Regions from separate parts of the Homo sapiens genome. Here region 1 is linked to region 2. A link is an interaction called in ENCODE POLR2A ChIA-PET data of the cell type or tissue named here. Cell type or tissue: GM12878. All regions are shown on one strand. Links, peaks and the distances in the headings refer to the core of each region. The heading gives the core; the rest is flanking DNA. Region 1 overlaps GNG7 (G protein subunit gamma 7). Region 2 overlaps GNG7 (G protein subunit gamma 7).

What was found. ChIA-PET counts read pairs that join two places held together with the same protein. Peaks named below come from ENCODE experiments on the same cell type or tissue, not always from the same donor. Only the 100,000 strongest peaks of a DNase experiment are listed, where the experiment ranks them.
Region 1: POLR2A ChIA-PET joins it to region 2 with 7 read pairs; 1 of 35 experiments calls an interaction of 5 or more read pairs at or near these places.

The regions. Positions count from the first base shown.
Region 1 is chr19:2,672,552-2,682,536 of GRCh38, reverse strand. All of the region lies in intron 1 of GNG7 (G protein subunit gamma 7), which reads left to right. Among named protein-coding and RNA genes, the nearest start is that of GNG7, 25 kb to the left of the region's middle. RefSeq lists a silencer at 4,307-4,455. In GM12878, for the core only: no CTCF peak of the experiment used is centred there; DNase peaks (open chromatin) are centred at 1,516 and 4,287; H3K4me3 peaks cover 324 bases; H3K27ac peaks cover 1,815 bases.
Region 2 is chr19:2,592,867-2,602,851 of GRCh38, reverse strand. The region is part of intron 2 of GNG7 (G protein subunit gamma 7); the gene reads left to right. It also overlaps the pseudogene RN7SL121P. Among named protein-coding and RNA genes, the nearest start is that of MIR7850, 33 kb to the left of the region's middle. RefSeq lists an enhancer at 9,894-9,985. In GM12878, for the core only: no CTCF peak of the experiment used is centred there; DNase peaks (open chromatin) are centred at 3,761, 4,899 and 8,161; H3K4me3 peaks cover 1,782 bases; H3K27ac peaks cover 5,013 bases.

The DNA of each region.
Region 1 (9,985 bases), core at 980-8,979, 80 kb before region 2:
TGCGTGCCACCACGCCTGGCCAATTTTTGTATTTCTAGTAGAGACGGGGTTTCGCTATGTTGGCCAGGCTGGTCTCGAACTCCTGACCTCGTGATCCGCCCGCCTTGGCCTCCCGAAATGCTGGGATGACAGGTGTGAGCCTCCGTGCCCAGCTCGCCCTGTAGCTCTTTTATGAGATGGCTCTGTCTGCATTTTGCACAAACTCTTTCATCTCCGTGATGGAACCAGCCACGTTTCCTTGCACATTTTTCCAGGTAAAACTCCGGCTTCCTTCTAGCTGTGGAGTTGATTATACCAGGACCCCTCATGTTAAAAACTATCAGCTTCAGGCCGGGCGCGGTGGCTCACGCCTGTAATCACAGCACTTTGGGAGGCCAAGGTGGGTGGATCACCTGAGGTGAGGAGTTCAAGACCAGCCTGGCCAACATAGTGAAACCCAGTCTCTGCTAAAAATACAAAATTAGCCGGGCGTGGTGGCGCGCGCCTGTAATCCCAGCTACTTGGGAGGCTGAGGCAGGAGAATCCCTTGAACCTGGGAGGCGGAGGTTGCAGTGAGCTGAGATTGCGCCACTGCACTCCAGCCTGGGCAACAGAGCAAGACTCCATCTCAAACAAAAACAAAGAAACAGAAACTATCAGTTTCACTTGAAAACATGCTCCGCATCAGTCCTCAGGGAAATGCAAATCAAAGCCATGGTGAGATACCACTTCACACCCAGTAGGATGGCTAGAATTAAAAAAACCAAAACAACAAACAATCACAAGGGCTCACGGGGAGGTAGAGACACGGGGATCCTCATGCGTCGCTGCTGGGAACATCATGTGGTACAGCTGCTCTGGAAACAGCCTGGCAGTTCCTGAAGTGGTTACATACAGTGTTTCCATATGACCCTGTGAGTTGACTCCTAGACGTACACCTAAGGGAAGTGAAAGCGTATGTCCACACAAACACTGCGCAAGAAGGATCTGGCCCGGTGATGTGGCTAATGCTAGTGATCCCAGCGCTTTGGGAGGCCGAGGTGGGAGGATCACTTGAGTCCAAGAGTTGGAGACCGGCTGGGTGAGGTTGCTCACGCCTGCAATCCCAGCACTTTGGGAGGCCGAGGCGGGCGGATCATGAGGTCAGGAGATCGAAGCCATCCTGACTAATATGGTGAAACCCCATCTCTACTAAAAGGACAAAAAATTAGCCGGGCGTGGTGGCGGGCGCCTGTAGTCCCAGCTACTCGGGAGGCTGAGGCAGGAGAATCGCTTGAACCTGGGAGGTGGAGGTTGCAGTGAGCCGAGATCGTGCCACTGCATTCCAGCCTGGGCAACAGAGCAAGACTCCGTCTCAAAAACAATAAAATAAAAAAAGTTGGTTGCTACAAAAAAAATAAAAATAAAAATTAGCCAGGCCTGCTGGGGCACACCTGTAGTCCCAGCTACTTGGGAGGGTTACACAGGAGGATCAAAGAAACAAAAACTGTCGGTTTCACTTCAAAACATGCTCCGCGTCAGTCCTCAGGGAAATGCAAATCAGAGCCATGGTGAGATACCACTTCACGCCCAGTAAGATGGCTAGAATTAAAAAACCAGAACAACAAACAATCACAAGGGCTCACGGGGAGGTAGGACATGGGGACCCTCATGCGAGCTCGGGAGACGAAGGTTGCAGTGAGCTGTGATCACACCACCGCACTCCAGCCTGAGCAACAGAGCAAGACCCTGTCTCAAAAAAGAAACGAATGAAGTCGGGAGTTCAAGACCAGCCTGACCAACATGGAGAAACCCCGCCTCTACTAAAATACAAAATTAGCCAGGCGTGGTGATGCATGCCTGTAATCCTAGCTACTTAGGAGGCTGAGGCAGGAGAATCTCTTGAACCCAGGAGGCGGAGGTTGCAGTGGGCTGAGATCTCACCATTGCATTCCAGCCTGGGCAACAAGAGGGAAACTCCATCTCAAAAAAAAAAAAAAAAAAAAATTGTAAATTTTGTGTTAAGTGTATTTTACTAAAAAACCCACTGTTAGTCTATGTGGTCACTTTTCAGAGCTTTTAATTTTTAATTTTAAAATGTTTTAATTTTTTAAAAAATAGAGACAGGTGGCTGGGCAAGGTGGCTCATGCCTGTAATCCCAGCACTTTGGGAGACCGAGGCGGGTGGATCACCTGAGGTCAGGAGTTTGAGACCAGCCTGGCCAAGATGGTGAAACCACATCTCTACTAAAAATACTAAAATTGGCCAGGCATGGTGGCGGGTGCCTGTTATCCCAGTTACTCGGGGAGGCTAAGGCAGAGAGAATCACTTGAACCTGGGAGGTGGAGGTTGTGGTGAGCCGAGATCGCACAACTGCACTCCAGCCTGGGCAACAGAGCGAGACTCTGTCTCAAAAAAAAAAAAAAAAAAAAAGAGACAAGGTCTTACTATGATGCCCAGGCTGCTCGAACTCCTGGGCTTAAGCGATCCTCCCTCCTCGGTCTCCCAAGATGCTGGGGTTACAGGCGTGAGCTGCCGTGCCTGGCTGACAGTCTTAGACTGTAAGAAGACGGTCCTGTTTTTCTCCCTGTGGGTTTCTCATCTTTCTCCACTGTGGGTCAAGCCTAATAGAGCTGTGGACACTGACTGGTTCTGTTTTAAGGGATTCTGGCATTGGATTTTGAGTTTCTTCACATCTGGGACTACTGAGCAGGTCATGTCTTTGATTTAGGTCTTGCCAAGCCCAGGTAATTTAGGAAGGTGCTACCTGGTGCCTGGAGTTAATACAATGAGTAAGGTGAAGATGCAGATGGGAATGCAAGGGGTTGAAAATTCTGTCCTGCTTTGAGGAAGTGGGACCTGGGGGAATAGGATATGTAAAAAGTGAAAGGTGGCGAATCATGGAGGGTTCTGGAATCTTCTGGAACCTTCTAGAAACTCCCAGAGCCTTCTAGAGTTTTCTGGAATGTAGGCATGGTGAGGCATTGGATTTAGAATGCCTACTTAGCCACCATGTGACTTTCTTTCTGTGTGAATTTTGAAGAAAACATGGAACCTTTCTGTTTCCTTGTGTGTCAGACAGGATAGGAATCACTCCCTAGGGTCATTGAAAAGATTGGGATGGACTACGAGGCTGTGACCTGGATGGGTGGTGGTCCTGGTTATCACTGTTATTGCTGGAATCACTGCTAATATTATTCAATATATTATGTATAAATATTAGTATTGGCTGGGTGTGGTGGCTCACACCTGTAATTCCAGCACTTTGGGAGGCTTAGGTGGGAGGATTGCTTGAGCCCTGGAGTTCGAGACCAGCCTGAGCAACATAGTGAGACTCTATCTCTACAAAATTTATTAAAAATTAGCCAGATATGGTGGTGCACACCTGTGGTCCCAGCTGCTTGGGAGGCTGAGGCAGGAGGATTGCTTGGAAGCCTAGGAAGTTGAGGCTGCAGTGAGCTATGATTGCACCACTGCATTCCAGCCTGGGCAACAGCAAGATCCCGTCTCAAAAAATTAGCATTGTACTATATGTTACTTATGTTGTTATTTTTCCTCACGGACACCATGGGCGTGGACCAAATTCAGAAAACGATGAAGTCTGTTCTTGGGGAGATGGGATAGGAGCTGTAGCTTGGCTGGGCTGGCTTAAGAATCAGGCTTGTCTGGAAATCGGAGGGACCGTCATGAGAAGCTGTTGGTTTCCGATCGTCGAAGGCTGCATGACGGAGGATGGGTTGGCTGGTGCAAAGGTCAGGGAAGGGATTCTGTTGGCATGGGGTGTAGACCTGGCGTTGAAGGCCACTCCTAGCTCTGAGAGCTGGGACCCCTTGAGAGAAGTAGTTACCAGGCTGGGGCTTGGCAGAATCAGGGTTGGAGGTGATGATCTTGGAGGCGCTGCCTGCTGCCCAGGACCCTCCGAGACTGGACACCTTATCTGATTCTTCTCCCTGTGTTGTGGATGGGGAAACTGAAACCGTATGCATTTATTACCCCATCCCAGGATTTGGTTCCTCCACCCATAATAGGTGACTGAGTTCAAAGAGCCAAGTGTGACCTGTGTACAGTGGGTGTGACCCACCTGCCCACTGTGTGGCAACCATGTCATCCCTGGAAGTTTGCATTCCGTGGCTTTTCCTCTGTTACTTTTTTGACTCCGTGCCCAAGCCCAGCAGCTTCTGAATCCAAAGCCTTGCTATGCCACAATACCTACTATATTTCAGAAAATTCTGGAAGTTTCCAGAAGCTTCTGGAAGATTCCAGAACATTCTACAAGTCACCTTTCACTTCTTGTATATCTCGCTCCCCCCAGGTTTTACTTCCTCAATGTAGCATGTGCCCTGAGATGGAAGTGACCACAGTCACACCCACTCTCTTGTTTCTTGCTGTGACAGTGTTGGCGTCGGCCACCGCCACCTCCTCTTCCACTCAGGGCCACAGTGGAAGGTCTGGATGCCTGGTGTTCTGTTTTCCTAAGGCTGCTGAACCCTAACTAACATCCACACAGAGGCCACTGGTGGTCAGCACAGGTGGCAGGGTTAGAAAGGTTGGGACTGGCTTTGTCCTTTGAGTCAGAGGGACAGTCACACTCATGTTTGTGTGACCATATGCATGTGGCTATGGTCAGTCCTATAGATTATGGCAGCGGTTATCACTCTCTGTCACTGTGGACCTTGGGGCCAGATCGTTCTCTGAGGTGGGGCCATCCTGGGCACTGTAGGGTGCTGAGCAGCGTCCCTGGCCTCCACCCACTCTATGCCAGGGACACCCCGAGTTGTGACAACCAAAGATGTCCCCAGACATTGCCCAGTGCCCCATGGGGGGCAGAATCACCCCCAGGTGAGACCCCCGGGGGTTAGGGGATTCCACAGATCCCCAAGAAACTCTGTGTCTCATGATCCTCTGTCCTCCTGAGGTTCCAGGAGGCTGCACACATTGTAATCCACACCCTGAGTGGGGAGGGAGAGAGGAGGAGAATCGCAGGAGCTGGGGCCCCCCTTGGTTTCTGCCATCCACCCCATCGGGAATTTTTTCTAGTGTCTGGTGTCAACAGGGAGCAGATACAATATTTTTCCAAATAATTAAGGCAGAGTCTCTCCCCCTTGGCATTCAGGGCTGGGTCGTTCTCTGGGGTGGGGTTGTCCTGGCCACTGCAAGGTTCTGATCAGCATCCCTGGCCTCCACCCACTCCACGCCAGGAGCATCCCTGAGTCATAACAGTCACAAATGCCCCCAGACACCACCTAGCATCCCCTGGGGACCAGAAGGACCCCTGGTTGAGAACCACGGTTGTATAGAAAGGAATTGAAGCAAAAAAAAAAAAATGGAATTCTCTGCTCCCCTGTGGCATCCTGTTGATGGATTAGATTCAGCCTCCATGCTCCAACACCGAGCTCAGCGTCTCCTGGAAGGCCCTGTCTCCAGAGGACGTTCCCAGATCCTGCTCCCTGGAAGAATTCTTGCGAGCATATATGCAAGTGTAATTAAGCGGCCGTTTTTCCTCTGTGGTGACACAGATTTGGGTCTGCAGTAAAGATATGGAGTCCCTTTAGAGCTGAGAGCCGGATCACGGCCAGGAGAATGCCTTGCTTTGAGATTCTCTGGGAATCGGGAGTCCTGCCTGGGTGGAAATCAGCCCTGGACAGGGAGGGAATGTGCAGATCGGAGCAAGTGGCTTGTTTCTTCCTGGCAACCCCAGAAGCTGTCTGAACAGCTTCTCTCTGCCACACATCTCTTTGAGTCTTGCACCCGCCCGGCTGAAAATTACACCCAACTCCTCCAGCCGGGTCTAGGAAGTGGTGCAAGCTCCTGAACCTCCATCTGCAGAATAACTAACTAGCTGTTCCTGAAAACCACCAAAGAGGCTGGGCGCGATGCCTCACACCTGTAATCCCAGGACTATGGGAGGCCGAGGCGGGAGGATCACTTGAATCTGGGAGTTTGACACCAGCTTGGGCAACATGGTGAAACCCCATCTCTACAGAAAGCGAAAACAAAAATTAGGCAAGCATGATGGTGCGCGCCTGTGGTCCCAGTTCCTTGGGAGGCTGAGGTGGGAGGATCGCTTGAGCCAGGCGGTGGAGGTTGCAGTGAGCTGAGACTGTGCCACTGCACTCTAGCCTGGGCGGCAGAGATATATCGCTGAGGGTTTGACGGACACTTCTAGATGGAAATCAATGTCTATCTGGTGCCTTGGGGGCTGTGCATGTTCACGAGGAGGGTGTCTGAACATGCCAGGATGTGGGTGCCTAGGGGAGGGTCTCTGTGGGGTGAAGTTTGGATATTTGAGGGCGCCCATGGAAAATGACTTCAACCTGCATGGCTCAAAACCACAGAAATGGATTTTCTGGCAGTTCTAGAAGCCAGAAGTCTGAGACGAAGGTGTGGGCAGGGCCGTTCCCGGCCCAGAAGCTCCCGGGGAGGATCCTTCCTGCCTCTTCCAGCATCTGGCAAGTGGCCGGCGGTTCTTGGCGCCCCTGGGCTGGTGACATCGCTCCAGTCTCTGCCTCCATCCTCACACGGCCCCCTTCCCTGTGTGGGTCTGTGTCCAAATTTCCCTCGTCTTATAAGGACATCAGTTATTGGATTTAGGGCTCATCTTAATCCAGCACAACCACATCTTAATAATAAGTCCATCTGCAGAAACCCTGTTTCCAAATAAGGTCCCATTCTGAGGCATCTGGCTCAACAATATTTTCTTCCAAATAATTAACTTTGAGTCTCTTCCCCCTGGTGCTGTGGACATTGGGGCTGGATCATTCTCTGGGGAGGGGCCATCCTGGGCACTGCAGGGTGCTGAGCAGTGTCCCTGGCCTCCACCCACTCCATACCAGGAGCTCCCCCCAATCGTGAAAACCACAGATGTCCTCAGACCTCCCCCGCCCCATTGAGACCCCCAAGTGTCGGGAATATCTTTTCTGTTTTCATATGTTTTTCTTTGTATCTTATAGGATCCTGGGGAAATATTTCCCCCAGCAGTCCCTCATAGGAGCCAATTTAGGTCATCGCTGTCCTTCAGAACTGTCCTCTGCAGAGGGGCCGCGACATCTGATATTCTCTACTCTTTAACCAGCCTGGTTTGCTAAATAACGCTCCCTGCTTCTTTACCGTCAAGCGACCTCTCCTGCTCGGCACTGCTGGCATTTCCTGGTCTTCGTGGTTGCAGATTTTTGGTGGGTCACACCGGGCTTGGTCACGAAGCTGTCCCTTCCTGGTGTCCCCTTGAGCCTGGAGGTTCCATAAAGCCAGATTCCCATTCCCGAGCCCGTGCACTTGCTGCTGTTCCTGGCTGGTTCCAGGGTTTGACCAGTCGTCCACCGTTGCAGAGAGAGACCTGTTAGTTCTTCAGGGGCACGACAGGAATTTCTGGCGTGCATCCGTCTCCGAGAACGTGATCTGTTTGGGTTCATTTATGAACACGTCCAACTGTTAGGAGTGCTTGGCGCCGTTGCGGATTTGTTTGGAGAAGCTAAAGCAGTCTGTAACCCTGTCGCGTTTTCCATGTGTTAAAACATTACCAGTCCCGAGTGTGTGAAAATCTGGATTTTTATCTATTCTAGTCTCAGCCAGAGGGGGAGGCGTTATGACAGTTCCGTTTTAGGAAAAGTAGTACGGTATACATTACGAAAGAGCATTGTTTTCTAACCGAGTCCGTTTCTGGTGACGTACAATGGCACAGTTTTCAAACTTGACTATGTAGAAAAGCTGCCCGATGGAGTCGGCGCTGTCGAGGGTGGAAATGCGAGTTACGACCATCACATAAGGAGATCTCTGTTTTCTTCAACACTCCCTGACTTTGCATCTCAGCAGGTGTCCTCTGTGTTTTAAAACAGTCACCTTGCAGGCCAGACGCAGTAGCTCACGCCTGTAATCCCAGCACTGTGGGAGGCCAAGGCGGGTGGATCACCTGAGGTCAGGAGTTCGAGACCAGCCTGGCCAACATGGTAAAAACTCGTCTCTACTAAAAATGCAAAAATTAGCCGGGCATGGTTGTGGGCGCCTGTAATCCCAGCTACTTGGGAGGTTGAGGCAGGAGGATCGCTTGAGCCCAGGAGGTGGAGGTTGCAGCGAGCTGAGATTGCACCACTGCACTCCAGCCTAGGCAACGGAACAAGACTCTGTCTCAAAAAAAAACAAAACAAAAACAAAAAACAAAAACACCAGTCACCTTTGGAGACCTTGCCCTTTTCCCAGCAGTGTGACGATTCTGATTCCCTTCAAGAGTGGATTGTACTGCTTTTGTATATTTCAAACATACAATTGTGTGTATTTCCATTATATTTCAGATTCTTTTTTCTTGTTTGTTTTGTTTTTGAGATGGAGTCTCACTCTGTTGCTCAGGCTAGAGTGCAGTGGGGTGATCTCGGCTCACCGCAACCTCTGGCTCCCAGGTTCAGGCAATTCTTTTGCCTCAGCCTCTGGAGTAGCTGGGATTATAGGCAAGGTGCCACTACACCTGGCTAGTTTTTATATTTTTAGTGGAGATGGGGTTTCACCACGTTGGCCAGGCTGGTCTCAAACTCCTGACCTTGGGTGATCCGCCCACCTTGGCCTCCCAAAGTGCTGGGATTACAGGCGTGAGCCACGGTCCCTGGCCTCAGATTTCTTTTAGGGTAGTTTTGAATTTTGGAAACAGCCTATATTAGTTAGCTAATTCTGTGTAACAAATTATCACAAATGTATCCTAAGAAAACTCTGAAATATATTGGAAATATACACAATTGTATGTTTAAAATATACAAAAGCAGTACAAGGCCCTCTCTCTAAAAAAAGAAAGAAAGAAATTTTCTAAAAAGACCAGTATCCATACATTATCACGAACTCAACTCCACACTTTATTTACATTTTATTTTTCTTTCTTTCTTTCTTTCTTTTTTTTTTTTTTTAGATGGAGTCTCGCTCTTTCACCCAGGCTGGAGTGCCAGTGGTGTGATCTTGGCTCACTGCAACCTCCACCTCCTGGGTTCAAATGATCCTCCTGCCTCAGCCTCCCAAGTAGCTGGGATTTCAGGTGCCTGCCACCCTGCACGGCTAATTTTTGTATTTTTAATAGAGGCAGGGGTTCACCATGTTGGCCAGGCTGGTCTCGAATTCCTGACCTCAGGTGAGCCGCCCGCCTCGGCCTCCCAAAGTGCTGGGATTACAGGCGTGAGCCACGGCGCCCGGTCTTTATTTCCATTTTCTTGTTTTTTCCAGGAACCCACATGCCATTGACTCCCGACATCTCCTTACACTCTGCTGGGACACTTCTCAGACTCATTGGTTTTGATGACCTGCTGGGTTTTTTTTTGTTTTGTTTTGTTTTGTTTTGTTTTTTTTTTGAGATGGAATCTCGCTCTGTCACCCAGGCTGGAGTGCAGTGGTGCTATCTCAGCTCGCTGCAAGCTCCGCCTCCCGGGTTCACGGCCATTCTCCTGGCTCACCCTCCTGAGTAGCTGGGACTACAGGCGCCCGCTGCCACGCCCAGCTAATTTTTTGTATTGTTTAGTAGAGACGGGGTTTCACCGTGTTAGCCAGGATGGTCTCGATCTCCTGACCTTGTGATCTGCCCGCCTCGGCCTCCCAAAGTGCTGGGATTACAGGCATGAACCACCGCACCCGGCCAACCTAGTGGTTTTGAGGAGGACTCGTCAGGAGTTTTGTAAAATGTCCCCCAACGTGAGTTTCCATGATGTTTGCTCTTGAATAGTCTGGGGTTCAGGGCTCTGGGGAGAACACATCAGGGGCACGTGACGTCCACACTGGTGGTGTTGACATTGGTCACCTGGCCAAGGTAGAACCCAGTGGCTTTAAACTTTGAATTATTGCCAGCATTTAAAAATCAGGGGTCACAGACCAGGCGCGGTGGCTCACACCTGTAATCCCAGCACTTTGGGAGGTCGAGGCGGGCAAATCACTTGAGGCCAGGAGTTTGAGACCAAGCTGGCCAACATGGTGAAACCCTATCTCTACTAAAAATACAAAAATTAGCCGGTGTGGTGACACACACTTGTAATCCCAGCTACTCAGGAGGCTGAGGCAGGAGAA
Region 2 (9,985 bases), core at 1,205-9,204:
TTCCTTGCAGAGCCGCAGTGAGCCCCCTTCCAGCTGTGAACTATCAACCTGCCTATAAAAGGCAATTCTGATTGAAGGAAAAGGGAGGGGTGGTGGTGAGGGGAGGGCCGGGTGGCCCTCTGCCCAGCCCGAGATTGGCTTCCGTTTCTGGCTTGCTGTCCAGCGTATGGGATTGATTTAGATTCCCAGAACACCACGGAAGGTAGCACATGCTGTGACGATTGCGTAGTGGTTCGTGCTCCGGGGCCCGGTTGGAGATCCCTGCTGCCCGTCTGTCCGCCTGTGCGAGGCCACAGATCTGCCTGCATTTCCCTGCAGGCTCGGGAGGAGCTGGCAGAACCTGCTGCTTCTGCACAGCGCATTCCTGTCTGCTGGCAGCTCCTCCCCAGCGCCCTGAAGGGAGTGCTGGATCTGCTTAAAAGCGTGCAGGAGGGGGTGGGTACAGGGGAGCCAGGGCCTGCAGAGGACGCAGCCCGCAGCCCAGTCCTCAGTGCTGCTTTTTCTGTTGTTGTTTTGAGACGGAGTCTCGCTCTGTCGCCCAGGCTGGAGTGCAGTGGCGCGATCTCAGCTCACTGCAACCTCTGCCTCCCGGGTTCAAGCAATCCTCCTGTCTCAGCCTCCCAAGTAGCTGAGATTACAGGCGTGCACCACCACGCCCGGCTAATTTTTGCATTTTTAGTAGAGACGGGGTTTCACCATGTTGGCCAGGCTGGTCTCGAACTCCTGACCTCAGGTGACCTGCCCATCTCGGCCTCCCAGAGTGCTGGGATTACAGGCGTGAGCCACTGTGCCCGGCTTCTAGTGCTTCTCCAGATCCTAGCAGACTTTCTTCCCCAGGGTGCCTCCACAGTGCTGCTTGCAGATTCTGGAAGGATCATCTGGGATTCCACTGCTCTCCTCCCCTCTCCTCTCCTCCCCTCCCCTCCCCTGTCTTCTCTTTTCTTCTTTCTGAGACAGGGTCTTACTCTGTGGCCCAGGCTGAAGTGCAGTGATGAAATCATAACTCACTGCAACCTCAGCCTCCTTAAGTGAGCCTCCCGCTTCAACCTCCCTAGTAGCTGGGACTACAGGCTCACACCACCATGCCCGGCTAATTTTTTTATAAAGACAGGGTCTCGCCATGTTGCTCAGGCTGGTCTCGAACTCCTGGGCTCAAGGGATCCTCCTGCCCCGGCCTCCCAACGTGCTTGGGATTACAGACGTGAGCCACCATGCCCGGCCTTCACTGCCTTTCTTTTCCTCAATAAAAATCTGACATCGGGGGATTGCATTGCTCTGTTACCCTTTCTTCAGGCACCTCTCTTTTCCTGCTGCCAAACAGTGGAGACAGGAAGCCAAAAAAAATTGCCCAGTCCTTGTTCCTGGGGAGCTCATTGTAGAGCAGGGGAGACAGACACGTATATTGCAAGCATGTACATGTATCTGCAATAGGCACGAGCCGCGCCGTGGCAGGACTGAGTCCACATGGCTGGGGAAACACACTGCCTGGTAACTGGAGGCTGGTCAGATAGTGGTTGAGCTGAATTGAGGAGTTACCTACTCTAGGGTTTACCTACTTGTGCCCCATGGTTTTTAGGGACAACAGGCATCCCAGCTGTACCCCGGGCCATCTGGATGGAACTAGAATGGATGCAAAGAACACAGCTTTGGAGTCAAGCAAACCTTCCTTAGTTCTATTTTTTACATAAGTAATAATTTGTTTTTGGAGATGGTGGCGGGGGGGAGGTCTCTCCTTGTCACCCAGGCTGGAGTGTAGTGGCGTGATCCTAGCTCACTGCAGCCTCAAACTCCCGGGCTCAAGCGATCCTACCACTTCAGCCTCCCAAGTAGCTGGGAGCACAGGCACACACCACCACAACTGCTTTATGTTTCTCTTTTTTATTCTCCTTCAGCCGTACTTTTCAGCTTTGAGGACTTGAGCAGGTTTATTACCATCTTGGATCGCATTTTCTCTTCTGTGAAGTAGAGAGAATACCTGTGTATTGGAGTTCTCAAAGTGTGGTCCAGGGACACCCAGGGGTTGGTCTCTGAGACCCTTTTGGTGGGGGACCACTAGGTCAAAACTGCTAAGATAGAAGCCAGGCACTGTGGCTCACACCTGTAATCCCAGCGCTTTGAGAGGTCAAGGTGGGTGGATCACCTGAGCTCAGGAGTTCGAGACCAGCCTGGCCAACATGGTGAAACCCTGTCTCTACTAAAAATTAAAAAAAAAAATTAGCCAGGTGTGGTGGTGGCGCCTGTAATCCCAGCTACTTGGGAGGCTGAGGCAGGAGAATCACTTGAACCCAGGAGGCGGAGGTTGAAGTGAGCTGAGATTGCGCCACTGCACTCCAGCCTGGGTGACAGAGCGAGACTCCATCTCACAAAAAAAAAAAAAAAAAAATGCCAAGATACTCTGGGTCTCCTTCCTCCCAGTCTCTCCCACACAGATGGTGGAGTTTTCAGAGGTTGCATGACGTTTGATATCACAGTGGATTGAACTCAGAGGCTTATACAAGAATCCAGCTGTCTTCTATTAAGCCAGACATGAAAGAAATTTGCAAAAATGTAAAACAATGCCACTATTTCCCCTCAATGTTTTTTTTTTTTGAAAAATAGTTACTTTTCACTTAAACGTGTCATCCTCCTAATATAAAATATATGGTTTAAAAAAATATTTAATGGGATTATGTTAACTTGTAACAGGAGTATAGCTAAAATCTACATAAACACAAGCTGTTTAAGGGCCTTAATTTTTTATTACCATATTTATGTATATATTTTGGCATCATATTTATATATATTTATTTTATATGACAGCTTTATTGAGATTTTTACATGCCATAGAATTCACTTTTTAAAGTGTACAATTCAGTGGTTTTTAGAATATCCAGAGTTGTGTAACCATTACCACAATCTAATTTTTTTTTTTTTTTGAGATGGAGTCTTGCTCTGTTGCCCAGGCTGGAGTGCGGTGGCGCCATCTCAGCTCTCTGCAACCTCCACCTCCAGGGCTCAAGCGATTCTCCTGCCTCAGCCTCCTGAGTAGCTGGGATCACAGGCCAGCACCACCACCCCCGGCTAATTTTTGTATTTTTAGTAGAGACGGGGTTTCGCCGTATTGCCCAGGCTGGTCTCGAACTCCTGACCGCAGGTGATCCGCCTGCCTCGGTCTCCCAAAGTGCTGGGATTACAGGCGTGAGCCACCGCGCCCGGCCTAACCCCCGGTTTTCATGCACCGTCTTTGATGTTGCCTTTAGGCCGTGCCTGAACGCCGGTGTCACAAACCAAAGCCACAATAACTCAACAGCTTCATGAAATACCCAAACTCCCCCAGCTCCTGTGACATCAGGCAGGCGGAGTGACGCGGCTGCATGGCAGGGCTGCCCGAGGGCCCCCCTCCCAGGTCCGCACCTCCACCTCCTGGAAACCCACCCGGGTGGGCGGTGCTTTCTCCCGCCGAAGTCCTAGAAATGCTCTTCCCCACCAGCTGGGTTTATTTGGATTCATCCAGCCTCGGCTGGGAGGAGGAAGGGGTGGGCCCTCCTAGTATTTATTCTGCTGGAATGGAAACCTCAGATCTTCGAGATACTCAAGCAGACAGACAGACATCTACCAAGTCAGCGAGGGGAAAGTGCGGTGTTTTCGGAGGTCAGCCCGGGACAGCAAAGCAGGCAGGCTGGGGCTCTGATCAGTTCAAAAAGCACCACGTGGTGTCTGCGGCGGAGCAACCAGCGGCACGCCCCCACCCCAGGCGTCCCTCCCACAAGCAAATAGCACAGCCCGGTGACATTGGCTTTTTCCAGCCGAGCGCGGGGCACCCGCTTCGCCTCGTGCCCGCCTCTCCCCCTCTTCATCATGGGCCCTCGGTGGAACTGTATGCTAGAAACTTCACTTTCCAATTTTGGAGATGCTTCTAGAAACTAGACTTCTTTCCAGCTTGAGGTGAGCTGGAAGTTAGATCAGTTTCCATTTCTTTCAACTGAAAACGTGATTACAGAAGTCAGTGTTTCATAAGCTTTCTTTTTCCGTGATCACCTTCTTTTGAGACATCCTTTTCCTAGTGGCTCCTTAGAAAGAATAACGGTGGCAAGAGATTTAAATGCACCCGATGTCTGATTCTTTTGACGGAAGATGCCCAAGTAGCATTATTATTATTATTATTATTATTATTATTATTATTATTATTATTATTTTATTACTTTTCATTTTTTTTGAGACGGAGTCTCGCTCTGTCGCTCAGGCTGGAGTGCAGTGGCGCGATCTCAGCTCACTGCAAGCTCTGCCTCCTGGGTTCACACCATTCTCCTGCCTCAGCCTCCCGAGTAGCTGGGACTACAGGCGCCCGCCACCACACCCAGCTAATTTTTTGTATTTTTAGTAGAGATGGGGTTTCACCGTGTTAGCCAGGATGGTCTCGATCTCCTGACCTCGTGATCCGCCCGCCTCGGCCTCCCAAAGTGCTGGGAGTACAGGCGTGAGCCACCACGCCCGGCCAATTCTGTATTTTCAGTAGAGATGTGGTTTCACCATGTTGGCCAGGCTGGTCTCGAACTCCTGACCTCAGGTGATCCGCCCACCTTGGCCTCCCAAAGTGCTGGGATTAACAGATATGAGCCACCGCGCCCGGCCGCCCACTAGTTTTGATTGTGAGTTCTTTTGGTCCTTGGTTTTCGTAAGCGTTGCTTCCTCCTCTGTAGTAGAGTAACAAGCATGCAGCGTAGAGTCGCCGTGAGAGCTGGATTCGGTCGTTGATGGACAGAGCCGAGTGGAGAGCCTGAGATGACTCAGTGCCACACAGGTGCTGCTCACACAGTTGTCCTGGTCATTGTCGTCTAACCACTGAAACTCCCTAGACTTTTCCTACACATGCACACTCACATAGATACGTACAGCAATATGGAGCGCATTGTACATTGGCAGTCCTGAGCTGCTTTTTACCTTTCTAAATTTAATTTCTTTTTTTTTTTTTTTTTTGAAACAGAGTCTCACTCTGTTGCCCAGGCTGGAGTGCAGTGGCGCAATCTCGGCTCACTGCAAGCTCTGCCTCCTGGGTTCACGCCATTCTCCTGCCTCAGCCTCCCGAGTAGCTGGCACTACAGGCGCCCGCCACCACGCCTGGCTAATTTTTTGTATTTTTAGTAGAGACGGGGTTTCACCGTGTTAGCCAGGATGGTCTCGATCTGCTGACCTCGTGATCCACCCACCTCGGCCTCCCAAAGTGCTGGGATTACAGGTGTGAGCCACCACACTCGGCCTTATTATTATTATTTTTGAGAAGGAGTTTTGCTCTTGTCACCCAGGCTGGAGTGCAGTGGCGTGATCTCGGCTCACTGCAACCTCCACCTCCTGGGTTCAAGCGATTCTCCTGCCTCAGCCTCCTGAGTAGCTAAGATTACAGGTGCCCGCCACCACGCCCAGCTAATTTTTGTATTTTTAGTAGACACGGGGTTTCACCATGTTGGCCAGGCTGGTCTCAAACTCCTGACCTTAGGTGATCCGCCTGCCTCGGCCTCCCACAGTGTTAGGATTACAGGCGTGAGCCACTGTGACTGGCCCCAAGTAGCATTATTATATAATGGAGTTTTTGTTTGTTTTTATCTTAGAGACAGGATCTTCTTTCTCTGTCACTCAAGCTGGAGTGCAGTAACGCCATCTCAGCTCCCTGCAGCAGCTTCCAACTCCCAGGCTCAAGCAATCCTCCCGCCTCAGTCACCAAAGCTGGGATAACAGGTGCACACCACCATGCCTGGATAATTTTTAAATTTTTATTCTTTCTAGAGATTGGGTCTTGCTATGTTGTCCAGGATGATCTTGAACTCCTGGCCTCAAGTGATCTTCCCACCTCAGCCTCCAAAAGTGCTGGGATTGCAGGTGTGAGCCACCGAGCCCAGCCTATACCTGTGAAATTTCAATATCATAGATAGACTGTGTATCTGTTTATGTTCTGTTTTCTGGGCTTAATCCATAAAAAAAGTAAAATTTGTTTTCATCTCCCCAAGAATTGATGTTCACCCTGTTGAGAATATATTTGTAAAGAAGTCTCGTACTGCAGGAGTGAGAATGGAGACATCTTCATCACAAATCTCACTCCCCAGAATTAACCACTGTTAACAGTGTGGGGTGGATGGGAACTGATCATCAGTGCAGAACGTGAAAGGAGAACAACTGGGTCGATATTTGCCCACTTTTTTTTTTGGGGGGGGGACAGGGTCTCACTTTGTCACCCAGGCTGGAGTGCAGTGGCATAATCATGGCTCACTACAGCCTCAACCTCTTGGACTCAAGCGATCCTCCCACCTCAACCTCCTGAGTAGCTGGGACCACAGGTGGATATCACTACACCTGCTTAATTTTTTTTTAATTTTAATTGAGACGGGGTCTCACTATGTTACCCAGGCTGGTCTGAAACTCCTGGGCTCAAGTGATTTTCCTGCCTCAGCCTTTCAAAGTGCTGGGATTGCAGGTGTGAGCCCCGCGCTGGGCCTGCCTACTATTTTTTATTTTAATTTTAGGGACCGACTCTCACTCTGTCGCCCAGGCTGCAGTGCAGAGGCACGATCTCAGCTCACTGCAACCTCCACCTCCTGGGTTCAAGCGATTCTCCTGTCTCAGCCTCCCAAGTAGCTGGGATTACAGGCATGCACCACCGCACCCGGCTAATTTTTGTATTTTCAGTAGAGATGGGGTTTCACCATGTTGGCCATGCTGGTCCCAAACTCCTGACCTCAGGTGATCCGCCCGCCTCGGCCTCTCAAAGTGCTGAGATTACAGATATGAGCCACCGCGCCCGGCCGCCCACTAGTTTTGATTGTGAGTTCTTCTGGTCCTTGGTTTTCGTAAGCGTTGCTTCCTCCTCTGTAGTAGAGTAACAAGCATGCAGCGTAGAGTCGCCGTGAGAGCTGGATTCGGTCGTTGATGGACAGAGCCGAGTGGAGAGCCTGAGATGACTCAGTGCCACACAGGTGCTGCTCACACAGTTGTCCTGGTCATTGTCGTCTAACCACTGAAACTCCCTAGACTTTTCCTACACATGCACACTCACATAGATACGTACAGCCATATGGAGTGCATTGTACATTGGCGGTCCTGAGCTGCTTTTTACCTTTTTAAATTTAATTTCTTTTTTTTTTTTTTTGAGACAGAGTCTCACTCTGTTGCCCAGGCTGGAGTGCAGTGGTGCGATCTTGGCTCGCTGCAAGCTCCGCCTCCCGGGTTCACGCCATTCTCCTGCCTCAGCCTCCCGAGTAGCTGGGATTACAGGCACCCGCCACCACGCCCGGCTAATTTTTTGTATTTTTACTAGAGACGGAGTTTTGCTATGTTGCCCAGGCTGGTCTCAAACTCCTGAGCTCAGGCAATCCACCCGCCTCGGCCTCCCAAAGTGCTGGGATTACAGGCATGAGCCACTGCACTCGGCCCTTAAATTTAATTTCCTTTCAGCCGGGCATGGTGGCTCACACCTATAATCCCAGCACTTTGGGAGGCTGAGGTGTGTGGATCAATCAACTGAGGTCAGGAGTTCAAGACCGGCCTGACCAACATGGCAAAACCCCGTCTCTACTAAAAATACAAAAATTAGCCGGACGTGGTGGCGGGCGCCTGTAATGCCAGCTACTTGGGAGGCTGAGGCAGGAGAATCGCTTGAACCCGGGAGGTGGAGGTTGCAGTGAGCCAAGATCACGCCACTGCACTCCAGCCTGGGCAACAGAGTGAGACTCCGTCTCAAAAAAAAAAAAATTTAATTTCTTTTGAGACAGGGTCTCGCTCTGTTGCCCAGGCTGGAGTGCAGTGGTGCCATCATGGTTCACTGCAACCTTGACCACCTGGGCTCAAGCGATCCTCCCACCTCATCCTTTCAAATAGCTGGGACTACAGGTACGTGCCACCATGCCCAGCTAATTTTTTTGTATTTTTTGTAGAGATGAGGTCTTGGTATGTTGCCCAGGCTGGTCTCAAACTCCTGTCCTGAAGCAATCAGCTCGCCTCAGCCTCCCAAAGGGCTGGGATTACAGACGTGAGCCACCACGCCGGGCCATTAAAGACATTTTTGAGATAATCATGGACAATGGGTCACAGGCTGGTTATTGGTAACAGGAAATTATTGTTGATAATCATGGAGCAAGTTGATAATAAGACAGTGTTAATTTGATTGGGTGGTTCTGTGTTGGGAAATCAGAAAGCTTCAGTGATTAGAGAACATTCTGAAGGTTCTACAGGCAAAGTCATATGATGTCTTGAATTTGTGTGAAATACCCGTGCAAAGCTGGAGAGAGAAGTGAGAACAGAAGAAGGGCAGAATGTTAATTCCCGTTGCAGGAGGTGACGACACTCAGAGAGACCTCGTCCTGGCCTGCGTGCTTCAGGCTGTGTTTGAAATTTTCCACTATATGTAATTTTTTAAATTTGCAGTTTCTTTCTTCCTCCTTCCTTCCTTCCTTCCTTCCTTCCTTCCTTCCTTCCTTCCCTCCTTCTTTCTTTCCTTCTTTCTTTCTTTCTTGAGGGAGTCTCACTCTGTCGCCTAGGCTGGAGTGCAGTGGTGTGATATCTCGGCTCACTGCAACCTCTACCTCCCAGGTTCAAGCGATTCTCCTGCCTCAGCCTCCCAAGTAGCTGGGACTACAGGTGCCCACCACCACACCCAGCTAAGTGTTTTGTATTTTTAGTAGAGATGGGGTTTCTCCATGTTGGCCAGGCTGGTCTCGAACTCCTGAGCTCAGGTGATCCGCCCGTCTTGGCCTCCCAAAGCGCTGGGATTACAGGCGTGAGCCACTGTGCCCGGCCTTGATTTGCAGTTTCTGTAAACAACTTGTATAATAGAAAAGCAGAGAAATAAATTTTCCTCCCCTTCAGAAGCACCTCATGTTTGTTTTAAAGTATAGTATTTAATCCAGATTTGAGAAGGTTTGGGGTGAATGAGGTAAGAAAGTTTTTTTTTTTTTTTGGCATCAAATATTTCGGCCTGCCTCTCAGCTTGCTTCAGAAAACTTAAAACATCACAATAGTAATCAAAACATATATAACATTGAAACAGAAGGAAATGGCATGGACCACAGAACTCCAAGGATTGTTTAAAAAAAAAAAAAAAGTGCTACCCCGGGAAAAGTATTTGCAATTTTTTTTTTTTTTTAGATGGAGTCTCACTCTGTTGCCCAGGCAGGAGTGCAGTGGCACAATCTCGGCTCACTGCAAGCTCCGTGTCCCAGGTTCAAGCGATTCTCCTGCCTCAGCACCCCTAGTAGCTGGGACTACAGGCAGCCGCCCCCATGCCCGGCTAATTTTTGTATTTTTAGTAGAGACGAGGTTTCGCCTTGTTGCCCGGGCTGGTCTCGAACTTCTGACCTCAGGTGATCCACCTACCTCAGCCTCCCAAAGTGCTGGGATTACAGGTGTGAGCCACCACGCCCAGTCCTACTCTTAATACTTTTGAAATCTTTAGAGCAGCTTGAAGGCTTGTAAATATATAGAACGAATATTTTAAAAAACAAAAATTGACTCAATACTATTTCTTTTCACTTTGAAAATATAAAGCACAAAATAAAGACAAACATTCCAAGTTTTTTTTTTAAAAAAGGAATTTTCCACTATACATTTTTAAGAGAGGCAGAGATTAAGAACAACATCAGGCCGTTGGTGACCAAGACCAGAAGCCTCTCCCCTCAATCTGGGTGGCCACAGGCCACTTCTCACCACCCGGTGCCCTGTCCTCTTTGAAGTTTTTAGTCTGTGCTGGATTTTCTTACTTTTTTGTGACCTCAGCTGTTGGTTAGAAAGAGTATGCATTTTCTTTTCTTTTTTTTTCCTCCCTCCCTCTCCTTCCTTCCTTCCTTCTTTCCTTCCTTCCTTTTCTTCTTTCTTTTTTTCCCTTCTCCTTTCCCCTCCCTCCGTCCCTCTCTCCCTCCCTCCCTTTCTTTCTTTCTTCCGTCCTTCCTTCCTTCCTTCCCTCCCTCTCCTTCCTTCCTTCTTTCCTTCCTTCCTTCGTTTTCTTCTTTCTTTTTTTCCTTCT